Linked DNA regions of Homo sapiens: region 2 is linked to region 1. A link is an interaction called in ENCODE POLR2A ChIA-PET data of the cell type or tissue named here. Cell type or tissue: CD4-positive, alpha-beta T cell. All regions are shown on one strand. Each heading gives the region's core, and the rest is flanking DNA. Links, peaks and the distances in the headings are about the cores only.

What was found. ChIA-PET counts read pairs that join two places held together with the same protein. Peaks named below come from ENCODE experiments on the same cell type or tissue, not always from the same donor. Only the 100,000 strongest peaks of a DNase experiment are listed, where the experiment ranks them.
Region 2: POLR2A ChIA-PET joins it to region 1 with 5 read pairs; 3 of 35 experiments call an interaction of 5 or more read pairs at or near these places.

What each region holds. Positions count from the first base shown.
Region 1 is chr12:64,576,445-64,593,792 of GRCh38, reverse strand. It overlaps LOC107984521 (a long non-coding RNA gene), which reads left to right and starts at 9,543. Exons shown (of 2, transcript XR_007063348.1): 1 at 9,543-9,755; 2 at 12,966-13,178. It also overlaps a transcript of RASSF3 not described here. In CD4-positive, alpha-beta T cell, for the core only: no CTCF peak of the experiment used is centred there; no DNase peak of the experiment used is centred there; H3K4me3 peaks cover 782 bases; H3K27ac peaks cover 1,521 bases.
Region 2 is chr12:64,469,364-64,477,363 of GRCh38, reverse strand. It overlaps TBK1 (TANK binding kinase 1), which reads right to left. Exons shown (of 21, transcript NM_013254.4): 6 at 2,974-3,134. Among named protein-coding and RNA genes, the nearest start is that of TBK1, 21 kb to the right of the region's middle. In CD4-positive, alpha-beta T cell, for the core only: no CTCF peak of the experiment used is centred there; no DNase peak of the experiment used is centred there.

The DNA.
Region 1 (17,348 bases), core at 4,172-12,171:
TGATCCGCCTGCTTGCCCCATGACCCTTCAAATAAAAAGGAGCAATCCTATTCAGCTTTGCTACAGGATTTCAAAATTTTACCTTAGAGGTTCCTTTAACAGAAAGAAGTTAATTTATACTAGTTATAATAATGTGTCCTCATATCCCCAGCTAGAATATACATTAGGCCTATATAATCTGTTTGTTTAAAACACAGAAGAGAATTATGAGATATTTGTTGAAAGAACCTGTTTACATTAAGTCATGGATGTAGCAGCTAAAAAAACACAACTTCAGCCAGGCACAGCTCATGCCTGTAATCCCAGCACTTTGGGAGGCTGAGGTGGGCAGATAATTTCAGGCCAGGAGTTCAAGACCAGCTGGGCAACATGGCAAAACCCTGTCTCTACTAAAAATACAAAAATTAGCCAGGCATGGTGTTATGTATCTATAGTCCCAGCTACTTGGGAGGCTGAGGCAGGAGAATTGCTTGAACCCCAGAAGCGGAGGTTGCAGTGAGCTGAGATAGCTCTACTGCACTCCAGTCTGGGTAACAGAGTGTGAGACTCTGTCTCCAAAACAAAGCACAACTTCATGGCAAAATAGAATGCAATAAGCAGAGTCCAAAGGCAAATGACAGGAACTAATCTTGATTGTGGTCATGGTGGGTTACACAATTATATACATATACTTCTTGCACTGTGCTCTAAAATGTGTGAATGTAATGTGTTTGTAAATTATACTTCTACCTTGATTTTTTTAATGAGGTAATTCTAATTAACAAATGAGGAAAAGGTACTTGCAAATTTTTTCATAAACAGCAAATATCTATAATCTGTAGAACATTCCCAAACATCGAGAAGAGCAAACGCCAGTCATGCACAGTGGCTCATGCCTGTAATCTCACTACTTTGGGAGGAGGAAGGAGGATCACTTGAAGCCAGGAGTTCAAGACTGGCAAGACCTTGTCTCTACAAAAAAATAAAAATAAAATAAAATAAAATAAAAATTAGCCAGGCATCTTGGCATGCACCTGTAGTCCTAGTTATTTGAAAGGCTAAGGCAGGAGAATCCCTTGAGCCCAGGAGTTCAAGGCTGCAGTGAGCTATGATTGTACCACTGTACATCAGCCTGGGCAACAGAGCAAGACCCTATCTCAAAACAGAAAAAACTTGGTAAAAATACAAAAGTTAGACAACTTCCTTACTGAGGTTGCAGAAAAACAGGCATTCTCACATACGGTTGTTTGGAATGCAAAATGGTACAATTGCAAGACAGGCTAATCCCATAGTATCCAGCAAAATTACATATGCATTTCCTCTTGTAGGAAACAATATCAAAGACACACTGAAAAAAAATATAAATGCCTCATGGTCAAAGTTAAGACTGTACCATTATTTATAGTAACAAAAAAAGGAAACAACCTAAATATCCATCAATTAGGCAAATTGGCTAATGGAATATTATGTAGCTATTAAAAAGAAATCAGGACTCTCTCAGTACACTGATATGGAATAACCTCCAGGATAAATCATTTAAAAAGAATAGTGCAGAACAGTGTTCATAGTATGCTGGCTATTTAGAAAATATTTTTTTAAAAGAAGCAACAGAATAGCTGATGTGGTGGCTCATGCCTGTAATCCCAGCACTTTGGGAAACTAAGGTGGGCAAATCACTTGAGCCCAGGAGTTCAAGACCAGCCTGGGCAACATGGTGAAACCTCCTCTTTACAAAAATTACAAAAATTAGCCAGGCATGTGGCATACGCCTGTAGTCCCAGCTACTCAGGAGGCTGAGGTGGGAGGATCTCGTGGGTCTGGGAAGCAGAGGTTGCAATGAGCCAAGATCGTGCCACTGCACTCTAGCCTAGGGGACACAGTAAAACCCTGTCTCAAAAAAAAAAAAACAGCAACCGAAGGAATAATAAAAATTAGTTATTTGTAGGGGGATAGAGGGAAACAGATGAGAACACATAATGGAAGCACAACTGATGTGACTATATCTAGGTTTATAGTTCTGATTTTGAAATTCTATGAATGTTTACATAACTAAAAATCTAAGTTTAACCAAAAGTGGGAAAAAGCAACTCCTAAATTGAAAACAAAATAAATGAACCTACTGAATATTTAGAGGCACGCACACAAAAATTGCTCAAAAATAAAAAAGGAAATATATCTTGAAATATGTATTGATGAAATGACATGATGTCTGGGGTTTGCTTGAGTAAAAGGAAGAAAAAAAGAATGGACAAAACAAGTGTGGCAAAATCTTGACAACTGCTAAATGCACATGATTGGTTTGTTATATCATTCTCTCTCAGGTTGACTTTTTTTTTTTAGATGGAGTCTCATGCTGTGGCCCGGGCCTGGAGTGCAGTGGCGGGATCTCGGCTCACTGCAACCTCCGCCTCCCAGGTTCATGCAATTCTCCTGCCTCAGCCTCCTGAGTAGCTGGGATTACTGGTGCACACCACCACATCTGGCTAATTTTTTGTATTTTTAGTAGAGATGGCGTTTCACTATGTTGGCCAGACTGGTCTCAAACTCCTGACCTCGTGATCCGCCTGCCTCGGCCTCCCAAAGTGCTGGGATTACAGGTGTGAGCCACTGCGCCCGGCCAGGTTGACTTCTATAATAAGAGGTTTTAAAAGAAGCAGCTGCCCACTTTTAATAACTCCACCAGAACACAATCACCATCCCTCATGTCATTTAACACAAAATCAGGTGGGACCAGAATTAATGTGAAGAAACCTCTTAGCATCCTTTCATCTTCAAAGCTCTACAAAAACTCTCAAAGATAAGGTTTCGCTGTGTCATTGAGAGGTATTTCAGTTAATAGCTGTATTTCTACATGGAGAAATTAGATAACCGGAGTACAATAATAATAGTTTGCTGTGTCTTGGTTGATGCTCTTTTAAATGCTCACAGCACTTTCTCACCTAGTTATCCCACTGTTACCTAAAGGGTCTGTAATTACTGCCACTTCACAGATGAGAAACTGAGTCTTGGTGAAGTTAAGTGATGGGTCCATGCTCACAGCTGACCTACTACTGAGACCAGGGTTTCCTATCAGCCAACTGGCTATCAGGTACTAGTGGATAGTTGGTAGTCAGCTACCAACTATCATATACAGACCACAGAGGAAGTTAACATCAAGAGATGAGATTAGAATTCATATTTTAGCTTTTACTCCAGCACTCTGGTTAAATAGTAGACATATTAGAGAGATCACCTTTAAACCCTAAATTTCACATGTAATAAATAGTCTAAAACTACTTAAAAATGTTTGCGTGCACATATGTGTGTTGTGTGTATATGTGTTCATCTCTCTCCCTTGTCAACACTACAATAAAATGAAGGGTGTCTCTTCCCCTTTATTTGAAAGTCAGGTTCATGGGCTCATGTCTACAAAGTAAACATGGTAGAACACAGTGGTTATTGAATGTTTTTACTGTTTACTGTCTTGGCCTCATTCCTTCCTATAGAGAAGGATTGAGCTTATAAGTTAATGTTCATTTAATAGTTACAGAACACATTGTTACAGGGCAAGCCTAAGTCTTGAACACCATTTTTTTTTTTTTTGACAGGGTCTTTTGTCACCCAGGCCAGAGTGCAGTGGCTCCATCTCAGCTCATTACAGCCTTGACCTCCCAGGCTCAAGTGATCCTCCTACCTGAACCTCCAGAATAGCTGAGACTACAGGTGCACACCATCATACCTGGCTAATTTAATTTTTTTTTTTTTTTTTGAGATAAGAGTTCTGCCACTTTGCTCATGCTGGTCTCAGACTCTTTTTTTTTTTTTTTTTTCCTGAGACCGAGTCTTGCTCTGTCACCCAGGCTGGAGTACAGGGGCATGATCTTGGCTCACTGCAACCTCCATCTTCTGGGTTCAAGCCATTCTCCTGCCTCAGCATCCCCAGTAGCTGGGGTTACAGGCACGTGCCACCATGCCCAGCTAATTTTAGTATTTTAGTAGAGATGGGGTTTCACCATGTTGGCCAGGCTGGTCTCAAACTCCTGACCTCAAGTGATCCACTCATCTTGGCCTCCCAAAGTGCTAGGATTACAGGCATGAGCTACCACACCCAGCCAGGTCTCAAACTCAAGCTCAAGTGATCTTCCTGCCTTGGCCTCAAAGGTACTGGGATTACAGGTATGAGCCACTGCACTTGGCCAAACACCTTTTCTTTATGGAAAAAAAAAAAGTTGTTGATTTTAAACAGCACAGCTAAGTGCTTTAAAATTATGCTCAAGCTTGTGGAAGCAATACTGGCATGTGGAGGGCTATCTTTAGTCTTTAATTGTGGACTGTCATCTTTAACTATTTGATTATGCTGACATTTTTATCTTATTTTATTTTTTGAGACAGGGTCTCACTCTGTTGCCCAGGCTGGAGTGCAGTGGCACAATCTTGGCTCACTGCAGCCTCCGCCTCTGAATTTCAAGCAGTTCTCCTGCCTCAGCCTCCCCAGTAGCTGGGATTACAGGCATGTGCCACCACACCCGGCTAATTTTTATATTTTTAGTAGAGATGGGGTTTCACCATGTTGGCCAGGCTGGTCTCGAACTCCTGACCTCAAATAATCTACCCGCCTCAGCCTCCCAAAGTGCTGGGATTATAGGCGTGAGCCACTGCGCCTGGCCTATGCTGACATTTTTAATGTGAAAAAGAGAGTTGGCTGCCACATTAAATTCCCAGGTGGCTCTTGTTCTTTGATTTATGTAGCATATTTGGTGTTATTTGAATACTTTGTTTTATTTTTCAAAAGGCAGTGTTTCCTTCAGGTTTTCTTATAATTTGGGTCATGACAGCTTTTGCGAATCAGAAACAAAAAGAAGTCACGTGAAAAATTATAGGAATTAGAAGATATGCATTTTGACTCCGTTAAAAAGATTCAATCACATTAAAAGTTACATAAAGAGGGTCTTTATGTGTTTCTATTATATAGACATTAAAGTCATCTTTAAAAAAAATTCCCACTCAAGTGGATGGAAAAAGTCATCTTACTTAAAACCACGGAGAAATGCTCATTATTTAATATTAAGTCAGAAAGTAGAATATAAAACTAAATATACAGAGTGATTCCAATTTTATTTAAAGATAACTAATGCAAAGAGAAAAGGCCAGATGGAAATATACCATATTGTTTATGAATATAATTTTAGCCTAGTGGGAGTATGTGTTGTTTAAACATTTAAAAAATGCTTTCCTACATTTAATGAATTTTTAATAATAGATATATTTTATTTATTATATACATTTATCATAAGAAAAAAGATATCTTTTTTTTTCCTTTTTGTGCAGAACAAAGTCTTGCTATATTCCCCAGGTGGGTCTGGCTTAAGCTATCCTCCTGCTTCTGCCTCTGTAAATGCTGGGATTACAGGCGTGAGCCACCACGCCCAGCAGAAAAAAAGGTATTTTAAAGGCTTCTATGCCAGTTTTTAATCTGTAATAATGAATATTATTAATAGTGTTTTTGTATAGCCCTCAGCAATTCTGTATCATGCAGAAATGGCCTACAAAATGTACAGTTGACTAGACAATTCAAGAATTCACTTTTCTAATCTTTCATTCATCCCCAGAGCAAAAGGCAAAATGTATTACTCAGGAGGCTGAGGTGGGAGGATCGCTTAAGCCAAGTAGGTGGAGATTGCAATGAGCTGAGATGGTGCCACTGCACTCCAGCCTGGGTGACAGAGACCATGTCTCAAAAAAAAAGGTTGTGGGGGGATGTAAAGAATGATTCCCTATGATATTATTCCTTCTTATTCTCAGTAACCATTTGAGCGAAACTTGGAATAACTCGCTCTTTCCTGATAAACTAATTTAGCACATAAATGTACTTTGGTAAATATAGAAACTTAAAGATGCAGCTGGGGGTGGTGTTCATTTAGTTAATACCATGGAACTACCAAATGGTATAATCTTGGAAAAAATCGTGGGTTGAGATATCATTGTCTGTGTTGCAGTATTTTAAACTAGGACAAAAATAGAAGTCCTACAGTTTCTATTTTCTTCAAACAGTTACTCGCTGGAAGTGGTGGGAATCATAAAAAACAACCAGGACCTTGCATCCTAGTATAGAAGCCACAACTGTGGAAGCTTAACAGCCAGGCAAATGCCCACAAACCACCACCCTCTGCATTGGATGCATATGTCCCTGACCTCGCAAGTGAAAAAGAGAGGAAGACGGCGACACCTCCAGGCTTCAGACTCATTAATCCTGTGAATCGTGACCCACTCTTAAAACCAAGGTCTTTTAAATTAAATGATGTATTTTACATTCCACTTGGAAATACTCTGGCCAGGCAGCATAACAGTCTTGTAGATGAAACAGCCAAATTAGGTTGTTCTCAAACTCTTAGCTTTTTTTCTTAGGGAAAAGAAAAATTTAAGAACCACATACACATGCAACTACTACCACTTCACAAATTAAAAAGTGAGGAGAGGAGGCCGGGCACAGTGGCTCACGCCTGTAATCCCAGCACTTTGGGAGGCTGAGGCAGGTGGATTGCCTGAGGTTGGGAGTTCAAGACCAGCCTGACCAACATGGAGAAACTCTGTCTCTATTTCAAAAATACAAAAATTAGCCGGGCATGGTGGTGCATGCCTGTAATCCCAGCTACTCGGGAGGCTGAGACAGGAGAATCGCTTGAACCCTAGGAGGCGGAGGTTGCAGTGAGCCAAGATCGCACCATTGCACTCCAGCCTGGGCAACAAGAGCGAAACTCCGTCTCAAAAAAAAAAAAAAAAAAAGTGAGGCGAGGAATACGAGGAATATGGAAAATAGATTTTAAAGAACATATCAACTTGGAGATAGAGCATTTGACTTATGAGCTGAGTAGTTTGGGGTAAATTATTTTACTTTTCTTTTTTCTTTTTTTTGAGATGGAGTTTTGCTCTGTTGCCCAAGCTGGAGTGCAGTGCCATGATCTCCGCTTACTGCAACCTCCACCTCCCGTGTTCAAGCGATTCTCCTGCCTCAGCCTCCCAAGTAGCTGAGATTACAGGCACATGCCACCACATCCAGCTAAATTTTGTATTTTTAGTAGGGAAGGGGTTTCACCATGTTGGCCAGGCTGGTCTTGTACTCCTGACCTCAAGTGATCTGCCTGCCTCGGCCTCCCAAAGTGCTGGGATTACAGGCGTGAGCCATAATGCCTGGCCTATTTTACTTTTCTTGATCTTACTTTTCTCATCTGCAAAATGAGGATAATAATAATAATACTTGTAATATAAATCAGTGACTATCTCTGGAGAATGAATTTATGGGGGATTTTTACTTTTTAGTCTTTTTTTTTTTTTTTTTTTTTTTTCTGAGAAGGAGTCTTGCTCTGTTGCTTGGGCTGGAGTGCAGTGGCACAATCTCAGTTCACTGCAACCTCTGCCTCCCAGGTTTAAGTGATTCTCGTGTGTCAACCTCCTGAGTAGGTGGGACTACGGGTGCATACCACCATGCCCAGCTAATTTTTTTTTTTTTTTTTGACACAGAGTCTCACACTGTCGCCCAGGCTGGAGTGCAGAGGTGCAATCTCGGCTCACTGCCGCCTCCGCCTCCTGGGTTCAAGCAATTCTCCTGCCTCAGCCTCTCAAGTAGCTGGGATTACAGGCGCCCGCCACCATGCCCAGCTAATTTTTGTATTTTTAGTGAGACAGGGTTTCGCCATGTTGGCCAGGCTGGTCTCAAACTCCTGACTTCAGGTGATCCACCCACCTCCCCCTCCCAAAGTGCTGGGATTACAGGCGTGAGCCACCGTGCCTGGCCCACCTCGCATGGTCTCCTTTCTAGTTTTTTAAGAGAATGAAAATGCTTAGTTCAGGAGATTCTAAAGAGAACCAAGGGACACTATGAATGTAAATGTTTTTGTAGAGACTCTCTACTATAACAATTGTTAAAGACTTGGCCAGGTGCACCGGCTCATGCCTATAATCCCAGTACTTTGGGAGGCTGAGGCAGGAGGATCGCTTGAGCCCAGGAGTTTGACACCAGCCTGGACAACGTGGTGAGACCTTGTCTCTACAAAAAAATTAAACAATTAACCAGGCTTGCTGGCACATGCCTATAGTCCCAGCAACTTGGGAAGCTGAGGTAGGAGGATTGTGTGAGCCTGGGAGATCAAGGCTGGAATGAGCCGTGATTATGCCACTGCACTGCAGCCTGGGTGACAGAACAAGACCCTGTCTCAAAAAAAAAAAAAAAAAAAAAGGACTTGCCTAGCAAAATGCAGTAACAGTGTAGATGAACCAGTGGGGAAAGAAACTTCTCATTTTCCCCCCTCTTCACTCATTGGCATCTGAGTTAGGAGCTATTGTGTCAAATCATAGTGCTGAAAACAATGTACTATATTCCCAAAGTTCTCTCCCTAGCCTGGTGCCCAGTCAGGGAGAGAAATCTTTATGGTCTTGGATTTTTCAATGATTGCCCAAGAAATCCCCTTTGGTGACCCTAGGTCGTCAGCCTCCCTCCTGCTGGAGAGTCTCAGTTCCAAGAATCCTTCTGGGCCAGGCGTGGTGGCTAGATCATGAGGGCCTTCTAAGGCTTGGTAAAGCATGTGGATTTTATTTTAGGGAAGTAGGGATTTTAACATCAGATGTAATCTGGTTCACATTTAAGAAAATATTCTGGCCGGGTGCGGTGGCTCATGCCTGTAATCCCAGCACTCTGGGAGGCCGAGGCAGGCAGATCATGAGGTCAAGAGATTGAGACCATCCTGGCCAACATGGTGAAACCCTGTCTCTACTAAAAATACAAATATTAGCTGGGCATGGTGGCATGCGCCTGTAGTCCCAGCTACTCAGGAGGCTGAGGCAGGAGAATCGCTTGAACCTGGGAGGTGGATGTTGCAGTGAGCCAAGATCATGCCACGGCACTCCAGCTTGGTGACAGAGCAAAAAACTCTGTCTCAAAAAAAAAAAAAAAAAAAAAAAGAATCCTTCTGTGCTTTTCCAGGGTGATCCTGAGAACAACATTGAACAGGTATAATGTGAGTTGCTGCACTTCAGCCAACCAAACCTCCCTCTCCCCCGAAATTTGCTAAGGGTTGGATGCTTCCCATCAGAAATCTATTCTCTGTGAGGCCTCTCCCTAACCACTCCTCACCTCCACCTCCCAAGGGTGACCGTTATGTCTTTCTTAGACACTTTGGCTGAATGTATTTGTTTGCGTGCATTTCCTTTGGAATTCATAGGAAAGGACACAGTCATGAAGATGTAGGATATCTGAAGGGAGAGAAAGGAGATCAGAAATAGAGTAGTTCAGAAATAGAGCACTGACTTTCTTTAGCTTTTTTTTTTTTTTTTTTTTCTTAGCCTGGACCTCTTTTGTAGAAGGCAGCAAGACCTTTAAGGGTATAAAAAGTGGATGAGAGAGACAAAGAGGGAGGTATGGAAAACAAGGGTGATAGGAGATCTCCAGGACAAACTACCTCATTGTTTTGCCTGACTCTGGCTCCAGAAATGAAAGGTCCCTCTTCCCCTCTGGGCAAAAGAAAGAATCAGCATAATTAAATGTTCAAGGTTTGTTAGATGTTAGGTGCCTGCATTTCAGCTGAGGAAGGAGCTGTTCCATAAAGTGGAGATTTCTCTGTTGAGAACTGCCCTGCAGAAATCAAGCTGGCATCAAAGCCTGGTCTTTTTAATTCTGTTTCTTTCTGAGTTTTGCTGCAGCTCATAAGTTATAATCAGAGGAAGGAAACGCCTGAGAGATCTGAAGGTTTTAATTGTTGTTGAGTGCAGATGGTTTGGATTACCGCACAGGAATGGAGCTCAAGGTCAGTGTCTGTAATCAGCTGCCTGAATGTATGATTTTAGCTGGACGGCACCATTTCTGGGTAAGAGCTGTGCAGCTACATTTAAGCAGCATTAGTGCCTGGAACACTGGCTGACAGATTAAAATGTACGTTTATCAGAAATTGATAGCACAGATAAACCGAACATATTTGTCACATAAAATAAGATCTTGTCAGTGAACTTTAAAAGAAAACAGGAAGTGGACGTGATTGGAGGACAAGAAGTCAAGCAAATTCCACCACCAAGATCCTTGGTTTCTTTTAGTTGAATACAGTAAGGATTGTTAGGGTGGAGGAGTTGGATGGAAACCGAGGCAGAGAGGTTGCAATGTGTGCCTGGTGCCAGCAAAAATCATGTGGATGACTGAAACGCTGGTGTTTTGTTTTGTTTTGTTTTTGAGACGGAGTCTCACTCTGTCATCCAGGCTGGAGTGCAATGGCGCAATCTTGGCTCACTATAACCTCTGCCTCCCGGGTTCAAGCAATTCTCCTGCCTTAGCCTCCCAAGTAGCTGGAACTACAGGCGCACGCTACCATGCCTGGCTAATTTTTGTATTTTTAGTAGAGATGAAGTTTTACCATGTTGGCCAGGCTGGTCTCCAACTCCTGATTTCAGGTGATCCACCCCCATTGGCCTCCCAAAGTGCTGGGATTACAGGCGTGAGCCACTGACTTTGCTTTTGTATGAAACACAAATCTGATTTCCCCTGTGTGACATGGAACACTTGAGCTTTTCACCCCATTAACAGTGAGTAAAAAGGGAGATTCTTTTTAATTTCAGAAACAGCCTAAACAAAGCAGCTGCATTAACTGCCTCAGAGGGTAGAGATCATTTTGTTCCTATTCTGGAACACAGACTCAATACTTTGTGTCATGTGAAGGGTCCTCAGGTACCTCCCATTGCCTTGAGTAGAAAGTGGGGCGGAGGTGGGGTAGAGGAGATCTCTCCAGGGGAGAGAACTGCTTGTCTTGCAAGAGAACAAAAGGTACAGGGCTCTCTTTGAAATATGCACTTCCAGGTCCAGGGTTTATGCTGCTATGCACAAAGATTGATCAAGTACTTCAAAATGAGTAAGTAGTGTCTCGAAGATCTTTCTACACTTCCAGCCTGCTCATGTGAGAAATGAGAAAATAAATGGACATACACGCTGGCCAAAAGTGTGGGAAAATCAATAGTAGTGCCAAATCAGAAGGCTAGCTCAACCTTCAGTGTCTTTCTTGAAGTAGAAAGCCCCAAACAGTTAGAAGCTATGAAAGACTCCAGGTCTGATTCTTCCCTCTAAGAAGCACACCGCAGGGTACTTGTTCCTAAGCCAGCTCGAGGGTGGGTGTTGAGAGGGAGACGGCTTCAGAATGAATCTTTTTCTAACTCCACAACTTCTTTCCTTCATTCTGAGGTGCACTCCTCACCTACCCCTCAAAGTCCCATATCCAGGAATCTCTGTGCCAAAATGGATTGTAACTGACGAGACTTTGTTTCCAATCTGAATGTCTTGAAGACAGAAAAAGATTCAGTTACCTAAAGTGTCCTTCAGGCTCTAAATTATCATCTATGAAGAAAATAGTAAAGCTTTTCAAAGTAAAATAGGCACAATGATTTATGAAATTACCTAAAGAAAAATGAGTGTAGTTAATCTTTTTGGCAGGAGGCATTTTCACTAGCTGAGCAGGCTGGTGCTGTCAGCAAAGTTTCTGAGTAGACAAGGAAAACTTGGCACATTTCAGAGAGCTGGGCAGGGTGGTGGCAACGGGCTGAAAGATCTACAAGGGAAAGCGTTATGATTTTACAATAGACCCTAATCTTTTGGTTAGGGGATCTTTGACCTAGTTCATTTTTCTGTCTCCTACAATAAAAAATGTCATCGTCAGCTGGGCACAGTGGATCTCTCCTGTAATCCCAGCACTTTGGGAGGCCGAGGTGAGAGGATCACTTGTGCCCAGGAATTTGAGACCCCCACCTGGGCAACCGCATCTCTCTAAAAAATTGGCCGAGTGTGGTGGGGCATGCCTGTAGTCCCAGCTACTCAGGAGACTGAGGTGGAAGGATCTGTTTGAGCCTGGAAGGTCAAGGCTGAAGGGAGCCAAGATCGTGCCACTGCACTCCAGCCTGAACACCAGAGTGAGATCTTGTCTCAAAAAACAAAAAGAAAAACAAAAAAAAAAGGTCAATCTCTTTTGAAAGGTTTTCAGATTTAAAAAGAAGAAACAAAAAAGAAAAACAAAAAAAAAAGGTCAATCTCTTTTGAAAGGTTTTCAGATTTAAAAAGAAGAAACATCCTTCTTTGGGCTTTGGCAATGAGGTCTTCATTATATGTAACCCCTCAAATTTGCCTATAACTTTAAAAACATTCTAATTTTCATCACTACTTTTTCCCCAGGCTCAAGCAATCCTCCCACCTCATCCTCCCTAGTAGCTGGAACCGCAGGCATACACCACCATACCTGGCTAATTTTTATTTATTTTTATTTTTTCTGTAGAGACGGGGTTTCACCATGTTGCCCAATCTGGTCTCAAACTCCTGGCTCAAGTGAGCTGCCTGCCTTGGCCTCCCAAAGGGCTGGGCTTACAGGCTTGAAAAGCATGACTACTTTCAAGTTGTATTATATTTTGTTTCAAAAGAGCACTTTACCTGTAACCACTGCTGCTACAAACTAACCTGATGTTTTAAGTTGCTCAGCTAGGTCCCTTATAAGCTACGTGTAGAGTTCTAATAAATTCTTCTCTGATAGCCCTGCCAACAGTCAGAATTGTCCAAACCCTGGGGAATCTACAGAGATAGTCACCTGTCAGTGGGCTCAGTGTAGGCAGAACTACTATCGTCAAGTTATTACCAAAAGAAATGAAGAACTGGATGAGTGCTTAGCTTAAATCAGTGTTTATAAGCTCTCTCTCTCTCTTTTTTTTTTTTACCACAGTAATGTTAAACACATTTTTGCATTGTGATTCAATACATAGGTTTTACATATATATGTAAATATATATGATGTATAAATGTGTAAGTAGATACATGTAAATATATATATATGTTACAGGTTGAATGAGTTGAATCCCTACCCCCAAAAGATATGAAGTCTTAACCCCTGGTACGTGTGGTTGTGACTTATTTGGAAATAGGATCTTTGCAGATATAAACAAGTTAAGATGAGGTCAGTAGGATGGACTCTAATCTAGTACAATTGATATCCTTATAGGAAGAGGGAAGTTTGGACACAGACACACACAGACAAGAGAATACCATGTGACAAAGGCAGAGATTGGAATGATACAGCTGCAAGCCAGGGATGCCAAGGATTGCAGGTGAAGAGTCAAGGAAGGATTCTACCCAGAGTTGCACGGCCTTATTGACACCTTGATTTGGGCTTCTAGACTCCAGAATCATGACAGAATAAATTTATCTGTGTGGATGTGTGTGTGTGTGTGTGTGTGTGTGTGTGTGTGTGTGTTTTCCTAAAAAAGAGACAAGGTCTCATTCTATCCCCCAGGATGGAGTGCAGTGTCATGATCATAGCTCACTGCAGCCTCGATCTCCTGGACTCAAAGCATCTTCCCACCCCAGCCTCCCAGGAATCTGGGACTACAGGTGTGAACCACTGTGCCGGCTCTGTTGATTTAAGCCACCGAGTTTGTGGAACTTTGTTATGGCAGTTCTAGAAAATGAATATAATAATTAAAATGAAAGTTTTGCTAACTGCTACCTTTACCTTTACCATGTGCAATTTTATTTTATTCTTTTTTTAAGCTTCTTATAACTCAGTTCACTGGTTTCATAATCTACTAATGGGTTGTAATCCAAAGTGTGAATAATATACCAGAAATACCCTTGAAAGTTCTTTCCAAACTTGAGAGTTTGTGATTCTATGGGACCTAAGTGGGGCACAGATCAGAAGAATCAAAACACAAAAAAGGCTGCGCGCAGTGGCTCATGCCTATAATCCCAGCACTTCAGGAGGCCAAGGTGGGCAGATCACTTGAAGTCAGGAGTTCAAGACCAGCCTGGCCAACGTGGTGAAACCCCATCTCTACTGAAAAAACAAAAATTAGCCAGGCATGGTGGCGCATGCCTGTAATCCCAGCTACTAGGGAGGCTGAGGCAGGAGAATCTCTTGAACCCAGAAGGCAGAGGTTGCAGTGAGCCAAGATTGCGCCACTGCATTCCACTCCAGCCTGGGCAACAGAGCGATACTCTGTCTTTAAAAAAAAAAAAAAAAACCCAAAAAAACACCTAGTTTTGTACCCTACTCAGCATAGTCCATCTTCACCCTATAATCTCTTATAGTTTCTGGAAAAAGACAGAAATATTTTAATATTAGACAACACAAAGCAATAGCATTAATAAAAAGTTGTTTATTAAAGAATTTGGCTATTGCTGGCCGGGCGCGGTGGCTCACGCCTGTAATCCCAGCACTTTGGAAGGCCAAGGCAGGCGGATCACAAGGTCAGGAGATTGAGACCATCCTGGCTAATATGGTGAAACCCAGTCTCTACTAAAAATACAAAAAAAATAGCCAGGCGTGTTGGCAGGCACCTGTAGCCCCAACTACTGGAGAAGCTGAGGCAGGAGAATTGCTTGAACCAGGAGGCGGAGGTGGCAGTGAGCTGAGATCGCGCCACGGCACTCCAGCCTGGGCGACAGACAGAGAGAGACTCCGTCTCAAAAAAAAAAAAAAAAAAAGAACTTGGCTATTGCTAATAATTCCCTTCCCCCAAATAATAGATATTAAAACACTTAATTATAACTTAAATATGATTATTTCCATGCCTTGATTACTTGACAATTCCCACTCTATTAGAAACTCTTTTGAAGCTGAAAAAAGGTGCAGACTTTCTAACACGGTTGTGTCATTAGTAGGTTCAGCTGGTACCCCATCAAAAAGGCATTTTTTTTTTTTTTGAGACAGAGTTTTGCTCTTGTTGCCCAGGCTGGAGTGCAACGGCTCAATCTCGGCTCACTGCAACCTCTGCATCCTGGGTTCAAGCGATTCTCCTGCCTCAGCCTCCCAAGTAGCTGGGATTACAGGCATGCGCCACCACACCCAGCTAATTTTTTTGTTTCACCTTGTTGGTCAGGCCAGGCTGGAACTCCTGACCTCAGGTGATCCACCCACCTCGGCTTCCTAAAGTGCTGGGATTACAGGCATGAGCCACCATGCCCAGCCAAAAAGGCATGATTTTATAGAGTTTATGAATTGCAAGCTGGCTGACGGAGGCAGTTGCTTCCCAGTGTGGCTGATGCCTGGGCAGCAGTGTAGGCGAGTAGTCAAGAGCATTGGCTTTCCTGCCAGGCAGCCCTTCAGGGTCAGGTGGATTTAGTTTCACGACCTTGGGTATTTATTTAGCCTCTCTTGCCATCAATTTAATTATCTATTGCTCTCTTTTTTTCTTTTTTTGTAAAGACAGGGATCTCACTATGTTGCCTGGGCTGGTCTCAAACTCTTGGCCTCAAGCAATCCTCCCACCTCAGTGTCCAGAGGAGCAGGGACTCCAGGCTTGCCCTATCATGCCTGACTAAATTAATTTTTTCATTTTTTGTAGAGACAGGGTCTTGCTATATTGCCTAGGCTGGTCTTGAACTCCTGGCCTCAAGCAGTCCTCCCGCCTTGGCCTTCCAAAGCACTAGGATTACAGGCAGGAGCCACCACACCTGGCCTAATTATCTCTTAAAATGATAACAATAACCTCTGCCTCCCTGGGGATGTCGTTGGAATTAAATAAATTAACGTACATAAAGCATTTAGCATAGTTCCTGTCACATTGTAAACCCTCAGTAAATTTTAGGTTTTTGTTTTTTTCTTCTTTGTGACGGAGTCTCACTCTGTTGCCCAGGCTGGAGTGCAGTGGTGTGATCTTGGCTCACTGCAACCTTCGCCTCCCAGGTTCAAGTTATTCTCCTGCCTCAGCCTCCCGAGTAGCTGGGACAGATTACAGGCATCCGTCACCATGCCCAGCTAATTTTTGTATTTTTAGTAGAGATGGGGTTTCACCAAGTTGGCCAGGCTGGTCTCAAACTCCTGACCTCAAGTAATCTGCCCACCTCGGCCTCCCAAAGTGCTGGGATTACAGGCATGAGCCATCACACCTGGCAATTTTAGGTATTTTTATCATTACCCTACTGTAAGTTCCTTGAAGGCAGAAACCATGATTGAGACATCTTCGCATATAATCATAACTCTGAAAAAGTCTCTTGTCCACAACAGGTGCCCAATAACAAATGTTGGTTGCAGGAATTCAATGTCTGACAACATAACAGCACTCCTACTGTTTTTTGTTTTTGTTTTTGATTTTGTTTTGAGACAGAGTCTTGCTCTGTTACCCAGGCTGAAGTGCAGTGCCGTGATCTTGGCTCGCTGCCACCCCTGCCTCCTGGGTTCAAGAGATTCTTGTGCCTCAGCCTCCTCAGTAGTTGAGACTAGAGGAGCCTGCCACTACACCCAGCTAATTTTTGTATTTCTAGTAGAGACGGGGATTCCCCCATGTTGGCCAGGCTGGTCTCCAACTCCTGACCCCAGGTGATCCACCTGCCTTGGACTACCAAAGTGCTGGAATTATAGGCATGAGCCACCAAACCCAACCACTCCTACTGTTTATCTTCTTCACAGACAACACCGATTTCTCAAGGAAAGCCAATCACCTGAACATCCTGGGCTGTAAATGCACCTCATTAATTTTTAAAACATTGTAGCGCTAAATGGCAGCAGCAAGTGGAATTTCTCCCAGCCTCAAAGATGGGGAAAGCTTAAAGGGCATGCATGAGTTTCATCATCAGTCTGTCAACAGGGCTAGAAATAGAAGCCAGAATTCCTGCCATCACAACCCTTATGGGGCAGGCTAATCTTTTAAGAAACTCAGCCGAGTAGCGTTTAACAACCTGTAATACATTTTTGGAAAAAATAGGATTTCTCAAAGAAAAGAAAGTCATTCCCTTCTTTCTTAGTTTATCATTCATAGAAAGACTATGCAACAATTTTGGGAATCATTTTGAGAAAACTTGCTACCCTAGACAACTATTTTTTATTTTTTGCAAAACACCCTTTGGTCCTTGGCCTGATGCACTCATATTTTCCATAGTTGTTATTATAGCATGCATGCCACTGCTTCCTTTACTTTGTATAATATCATACTCTTCCATGTTCCCATACTTCATCATCAAGTTTTTTTTTTTTTTTTTTTTGAGACAGGGTCTCACTCCATTGCCCAGGCTGGAGTGCAGTGGCCCAGTCATGGCTCACTACAGCCTCAACCTCCCAGGCTGAGGCTCCCATCCCACCTCAGCCTCCTGGGTAGCTGGGCCTACAGGCATGTGCCACCATACCCTGATAATTTTTGTATTTTTTGAAGGGCAAGAGTTCTCCACATTGCCCAGGCTGGTCTCAAACTCCTGGGCTCAACTGACCTGCCCTCCTCAGCTGCCCAAAGTGCTGGGATAACAAAAACAGGTGGCCAGATTTGACCTGAGGGCTGTAGTTTGCCAATCCCTGGTCTATGTATCAGTTACTTCCTTTGTAATTAGTGGTTTTTGTGTCCTGTTTAATAAATCTTTTCCTACCCCCAAGATCTTAGAGATATTCTCTTGTGAT
Region 2 (8,000 bases), core at 1-8,000, 110 kb after region 1:
GACTACAAGAACTAACACCGCTGAAAGAAATCATAAATGACACAACAAATGGAAAAGCATTCCATGCGCATGGGTTGGAAGAATCAATATCATTAAAATATCCATACTGCGCAGAGCAATCTACAGAATCAATGCTATTCTTATCAAATTATCAGTTATTTTTCACAGAATTAGAAAAAACTATTCTAAATTCATATGGAACAAAAACAGAGCCTGAATAGCCAAGGCAATCTTAAGCAAAAAGAACAAAGCTGAAGGCATCATATTACCTGACTTCAAACTATACTGCAGAGCTACGGTAACCAAAACAGCATGGTACTGGTACAAAAACAGATACACAGACTGATGGAACAGAATAGAGACTCCTAAAATAAAGCCATACATCTACAACCAACATATCTTTGACAAAGTTGACAAAAATAAACAATGGGGGAAAGGATACCCTATTCGAAAAATGGTGCTGGGAAAACTAGCTAACCATATGCAGAATAAAACTAGACCCCTACCTCTTACCATATACAAAAATTAACTCAAGATGAATTAAAGACTTAAATGTAAGACCTCAAACTACAAAAATTCTAGAAGAAAATATAGGACATACTCTTCTATACATTGTCTTAGGCAAATAATTCAGGATGAATACCCCAAAATCAAATGCAACAAAATAAAAAATAGACAAAGGAGACTTAATTAAACTAAAGAGCTTTGGCACAGCAAAAAGAACTCTCAACAGAATAAACAGACAACCTATAGAATGGGAGAAATTATTTGTAAACTATGCATTTGACAAAGGACTAACATCCAGAATCTATAAGGAACTTAAACGAATCAACAAGAAAAAAACAAACATTCCCATTAAAAAGTGAGCAAAGGACATGAATACACTCTCCTCAAAAGAAGACTATGCGCCGGGTGTGGTGGCTCACACTTGTGATCCTAGCACTCTGGGAGGCCGAGGCGGGTGGATCACGAGGTCAGGAGATCGAGACCATCCTGGCTAACATGGTGAAACCCCGTCTCTACTAAAAAATACAAAAAATTAGCCGGGTGTGGTGGCACGTGCCTGTAGTCTCAGCTACTCGGGAGGCTGAGGCAGGAGAATAGCGTGAACCAGGGAGGCGGAGCTTGCAGTGAGCTGAGATCGCACCACTGCACTCCAGCCTGGGCAACAGAGCGAGACTCCATCTCAAAAAAAAAAAAAAAAAAAAAAAAAGAAGACTACGCAAGCTGCCAACAAACATGAAAAAACCACTAATCATCAAAGAGATGCAAATCAAAACTGCAATGAGATACCATCTCACGCCAGTCAGAATGGCTATAAAAAAATAAAAAAAAGTAACAGATGCTGGTGAGGTTGTGGAGAAAAGGGAATAATTATACACTATTGGTGGGAATGCAAATTAGTTCAGCCCCTACGAAAAGCAGCTTGGAGTTCTCAAATAACTAAAAATAGAACTATCATTTGACCCAGCAATCCCATTGCTGGGTATATAACCAAAGAAAAATAAATCATCCTACCTAAAAAGACATGCGCTTGTATGTTTATCCCAGCAGTATTCACGATAGCAAACACATAGAATCAATCTAGGTTCCCATCAATGGCAGACTGGATAACAAAAATGTGGTACACATACACTGTAGAATACTATGCAGCCATAAAAAAGAATGAAATCATATCCTTTGCAGCAACATGGATGCAGCTGGAGACCTTTATCCTAAGTGAACTAATGCAGAAACAAAAAACCAAATACTGTTATGTTCTCACTTATAAATGAGAGCTAAATCTTGCGTTCACAACTTTTCCATCTGTGCTGTGGAGCCCATCATATTGTCTCGCCAATCCCAGAAATCAATTCTTGTAATTATCCCACTTATTTAATGCATCAAAGATGGACACAAAGATGGAAACAACAGACACTGAGGACTCCAAAAGTAGGGAGGGAAGGAGACAAGGGCTGAACACTTCTTATTCGGTACCACGTTCACTATCTGGGTGATAGGATCAACAAAAGTCCAAACCTCAGCACTACACAACATACCCTTTTAACTAAACCTTCACACATACCCTCTGAATCTAAAATAAAAATGGAAATTAAAAAAAAATTGTGACAATACATAAATGTGTATACATTATACTAGTAAAATATATCAAGTGTCTGGTCCAAATCTGCAACACTGGAAAAAAAAGTTTAATGTTACATTACTGCCAAAATGTTATTTTTAATTTTCTTTCATTTATTTATTTAGAGACAGGGTCTCACTCTGTCGCCCAGGCTGGAGTGCCGTGGCGCAATCACAGTTCACAGCAGCCTCAATCTCCTGGGATCAGGTGATCCTACCACCTCAGCCTCCTGAGTAGCTGGGACTATGGGAGCATACCACCACCCCTGGCTAATGTTTGTATTTTTTTATAGAGACAGGGTCTCACTGTTGCTCAGGCTAGTCTTGGAACTCCTAGGCTCAAGCTATCCTCCTCCCTCAGCCTCCCAAAGTGCTGGGATTACAGGCGTGAGCCACCACGCCTGGCCCAAAATGTTATTTTTTAAATGGTAAAAGGAATCAGTTCACTTTAGGGTAAGACTGATGTTTGTTTTAGATCTGGTAATGATTCTAATACTCCACAGAACTATGTATTTTTTTTCAGTTGTATGGGAGGAAAGTGCTGACAAGTATGCAGAGTGAAATAAACAGTGTGCTGAAATAAAGTCTAGAAAGCAGTACATTTTTAATGATGGGCCAAAGACTGAATACCATTTATACTGTGTATATAAGATATTTAAACATAAATATCTTAAACATAAAATTATGCAAACTTTTATAAGGCTGCATTCTTTTTAAAAACCAGGTAGCTTAAAATATCAGAAATGATTGTTAAATCAATTTTTATTAGCATAAACCACTAACAATAAGATGAACCAAGACAGAAATCATTTTTTAAATGCTTCTCTGATTTTAGATCGGGAAACCACTTACATCACTTCTTTATTCCTACGAGGCCCTTCAAAGGGTCTAAATGGCAGTGATCCAGTAGCTGCATGGTAAAATGTTACCCCAATGCTCCAAAGATCAACTGTTGCTCCATATTTCTTCTGATGATCTTTTCTTAGCACTGCTCTCTCATACATATCAGGGTGCTAAGATTAAAAAAAAAAGAAAAAAATCATGAACCTGTGACCCATTTCATTATACAAACAAATGGATACTCAATAATGCTTAGAAATTCTATTTTGTTTTCCTAATAACTTCACTTTCCCAATCTGAAAAGACTATTTCACATCTTCCCCTCCCTCCTCAAACCTCCACCACCTCCTTTGATCCTCAGTTTTGATGACCCTGCTTCATAATTTAATGTGGAAATGGAAGGAATCAGACCAGCACTCCCTTATGCCCTTTACCAAATACAACCTACCTGAATCTGTGTCCGTTTTATTTTTTTCTCTTTTTTTTGAGATGGGGTGGAGTGCAGTGGCTTGATCTCGGCTCACTGCAACCTCTGCTTCCCGGGTTCGAGTGATTCTCCTGCATCAGCCTCCTGAGTAGCTGGGACTACAAGTGCTTGCCATGATGCCTAGCTAATTTTTGTATTTTTAGTAGAGACAGGGTTTCACCATGTTGGCCAGGCTGGTCTTGAACTCCTGATCTCAAGTGATCCTTGAGGACCTTAAGAGCCTTGGCCTTTCAAAGTACTGGGATTACAGGCATGAGCCACTGCACCTGGCCAATCTGTGTCCATTTTCCAGGCCTACTTTCCAGTCACAATGGAACTGCACCTATACATGGCCAACTTTTCCATCTGTGCTGTAGAGCCTATCATATCATCTTGCCAATTCCAGAAATCAATTCTTGTAATTATCCCACTTATTTAATGCAGCAATGTTTCCCTCTGTTCTGATTCATTACTTTCTGCTTACAAACATGCTTTAATATCTCCCATTTTAAAAGATCTCTAAATTGACCACAAAACTCCTTTCAACAATTACCCAATTCTCTGCTTCCCACCACAGCAAAACTTCTCAGTACAGCTGTCCATGCTTATTATAACTGCCTTACTCCCTCATCTCCCATTCAGACCTAATGTATTAAATATCATATGTATGCTTTAACTTCCAAAACTACCTTGGGCCCTGAGCTTCAGATTCATATATCCTACTATTCTCTCGATATCTAAAAGGCAGCTCAAACTTAACGTATCCAAAATTGACTCTTGGTCTTCCCACTTAAACTTGTTTCCTCCTAAACTTTAAGTAAACAATACCACCACATATCTAGCTGCTCACACCCGAAACCTATCAGGCAGCCTTAATTTCTTTGCCTTATCCCTCAAATGCAATCTGTCAGGGTAAGTGCATTTAATTTAATGAAATTAAATTCTCTAGAATCAATTCAGAGGACTAACTTGACTGGGTTCACTGGGGATCTACTGACATTAAACACACGTCCTTACACATAGGACATATTACACCAAGCTTGTCCAACCTGCAGCCTGTGGGCCACATGTAGCCCAGGACAGCTTTGAATGTGGCCCAACACAAATTCATAAACTTTCTTAAAACATTGAGGTTTTTTGTGATTTTTTTAAAATAGCTCATCAGCTATCATTATTTTATGTGTGGCCCAAGATAATCTATCATATTTTATATGTGGCCCAAGACAATTCTTCCAGTGTAGCCCAGGGAAGCCAAAAGATTGGACACTCTGCACTAATACCATAGTCACTGAGAACAGATGGAGCTTCTAAGAAATTGTTTAGGAGCTCACAAAACCTAACAGATATTCTGATGGACATTTTGTTCTGCAGAGAATAACCAGTGGTCACACACAGCATGGCCTCCTGCCATCTGCCTTCATGAAAGTTATACACTTGCAACTTGAAGATTTTTGGAAGATAAATCTTGAAAAGTGTACGTATGGACCAAAGTAGAGTTACCACCTAAATGATCCCAAACCAAAACAATTCCTTATGACATTGTAGGATTTAGCTATGGCCCAGGGAACTGGGAACCAGTGTAGGAAATGCTGCTGGGAGGGGCTTCTAAATGATGCAATCTGTGACTCTCACTCCCAAAGGATCACAATCTCTGATTTCTGAGGGTCGGGGTGGTGGGGGGGTGCTGGAGATGGGGGTGGGAAAAAGACTCTTTTGAGAAACACATTTTAATGAGAAATCAGAATGCAGACAAGTATAAGAACTGGGTATTGACGTGAGTGTCCAAACATATGCCTACTAGATATATGGGATCTCAGTGGCTTTGCTGGTTCTGTAGCACAGCACATAAAGTGATTATTGTCCAAAGAAGTGATTGCCAAACCTTTGACCTAGCAGCTGGTACTTAGTGTGTAAATGGTGTCATGAAGAGGCCAAAAGTACCTGGATATGTCTGATGCCTTCTGGAATATAAAGCCTCCTGGGAAGAGGGGACACAGTGATTCCAGAAGGAGACAAAGACGGACCTCCTCACACGGTGCAATAATATACTGCCTAATTGGTACAGCTGGAAGCTATTCCCTGGGAGTGATTAACTTGGGGTGGCTTGACACATGCTGGTCTGATACATTTGTGCCCACTGGCTCTGTCCTGATGTGTTACTGGCTTGGTGTTACTGGGCCTGGGCTATTGCATCTGGAAGAAGAGCATAAGGATAAAGCTACTCCAAGGTTTTCAGGATTATATTACTGAGATGATATCCATCATATTAAAAACAGTAGAAGAGACAGGGTGTGGTGGCTCACATCCTGTAATCCCAGCACTTTGGGAGGCCAAGGTGGGTGGATCGCTTGAGGTCAGGAGTTTGAGACTAGCCTGGCCAACATGGTGAAACCTCATCTCTACTAAAAATACAAAAATTAGCTGGGTGTAGTGGCACACACCTGTAATCCCAGCTACTTGGGAAGCTGAGGCAGGAGAATTGCTTGAATCCAGGAGGTGGAGGTTGCAGTGAGCTAGGATGGCACCACTACACTCCAGCCTGGGCAACAGAGTGAGACTCTGTCTCAAAAGTATACATATATATATATAGACACAAAAATATTAGCCAGGTGTGGTGGTGTGCACCTGTAACCCCAGCTATCTAGGAGGCTGGCACATAAGAATCACCTGAACCTGGGAGGTGGAGCTTGAGTGAGCTGAGATTATGCCACTGCACTCCAGCCTGGGCAACAGATTGAGACTCTGTCACAATAACAACAACAACAAAAACAAAAAACAGTAGAAGAATGTTTTCTTTGGACTTTAACATACAAAAGAGAGAGAATTTAACATATGGGTTGTAGTTCCTGGGAGCTTCAAAACGAGGGAAGTTTCCAGTTAAATGTAGAATATAGCTAGGCTGCTGAGCCTTAGACTATTATTTATCTCATTCTGGTGCACTGTATTTGAATATTTCCCATTCTGAAATAGGAAATAAATAGAATGGGGTTAAATTTCAGCCTAGAGTACAGCACAGACTTGGAATTAATTTATTTAATGTTTTGCTCTTCCTGTTAAAAGTCTTAGAGGCAAAAGCTAAACTGTGTTCCCAGGAGGTTACATGAAAGATTAATAGTTGGTATTGGGGGAGCAACCTCATGAAGGCTGGTACAGGACTGCTGTTTGCTTGTTACAGTGATTATCATGATTGGAAAAGGCGGAGACCAGACACTGAAGGACATACTGCAGTGTATGTGACAGTTCTGAAAAATGATCCTCCTATATATAGCCTGAATGACTTTGGAATATTCTGCCAGATACTTGTGCAAGTGAGAAATCTATTTCGAACTCCATTTTATATATAACAAAGTATTTTTGTACAGCTTTTCCAAGAATGTAACTATATTTAAATTTACTTTTAGTTAGAAACTTTACCAAAAATTGTTCACTACTTTGGAAAATCATGTCAATAACAATACTACCATTTGTGATGTGATTCACTAATACAACATGAGTTATCACTGCACTTGTATTCAAAGTAGTATTACATATAGCTGCAAGCATATATCACTACTTGTTTGCTCATGAAGCTGTTTCTAAATTTTTACATATTAAATATCTATTATTTTATTATAAAATATGTTCCTTTACATTATTAAGATATGCTATTTTAATTAGGTGTGCAGGTTTATAATATTATCTAGGAATTTCATTTCAAGATACTGAAGGGAACACTACAAAATATTTATTATAACAAGGGGGTATTGGTCTGACAGGGTTTAAACTACTAGCCTGTCTGATCTGGCTAGCCCCCTGATCACTTCTTTAATTCTAAGTCCTTCCACTTGCCTCTTTACTCACTAAATTCCAGTAAAACTGCCATCTTTTCTGTTTCTCCAACTCCTGAGGTCATTCTTGTCTCCAGGCCTTTACAGCTGCTGTTTTCTCTGGGCCTGATGGAACCAGACTGAAGCCCAAGAACATTCTTAGAGCAGTAAACCTTGGCAAGCAGTGCCCTCCTGGGAACAGTAGTGTCCTGAGCATTCATCTACTGTGGCTTTGGCTATGACAGGTGTGGGCTCCAGAGACAAGGAGCTGGGCCTGGTGAACTAGCTTTTAGAAATAGGCTGTTCTTACAGAAAGTGGGGTTGGGGAAAAAAAAAAAGTACTGGGTGAGAGAAAGAGAAAGAGAGAAATTGAATTTTTGAACAAGTTATCTTATCTAATCATTGAATTTGAAGGACACGCGCTTGAGCTTGCTACTGGAAAGGAGGCAGTCTGGAAGAACATGGCCTTGAGCTATTTATTGGAGGCTCACTGCTCTAAGAGAAAAGACAAGGGGAATGTCTGAACTGGGGAAAGTGAAGGAATCAGGAAGTTGCCTTGTACCAAAGCTCTGGTGTGAATTCAGCAGTGTTGCTTCTAGAAGCAGAAAGCATGGTCTAGCCAAATATAACTGAGAAGACCACCAACAGAGAAATGAGAATGAAGATGTGTGTTGACTCAGTCACATGTTGAGGCCCAGGAAGAGACAAAAGGATAATAGCAAAAGCACAAATGTCATGTAGGACGGAGAAAGGAGCAGGAAGGGGGT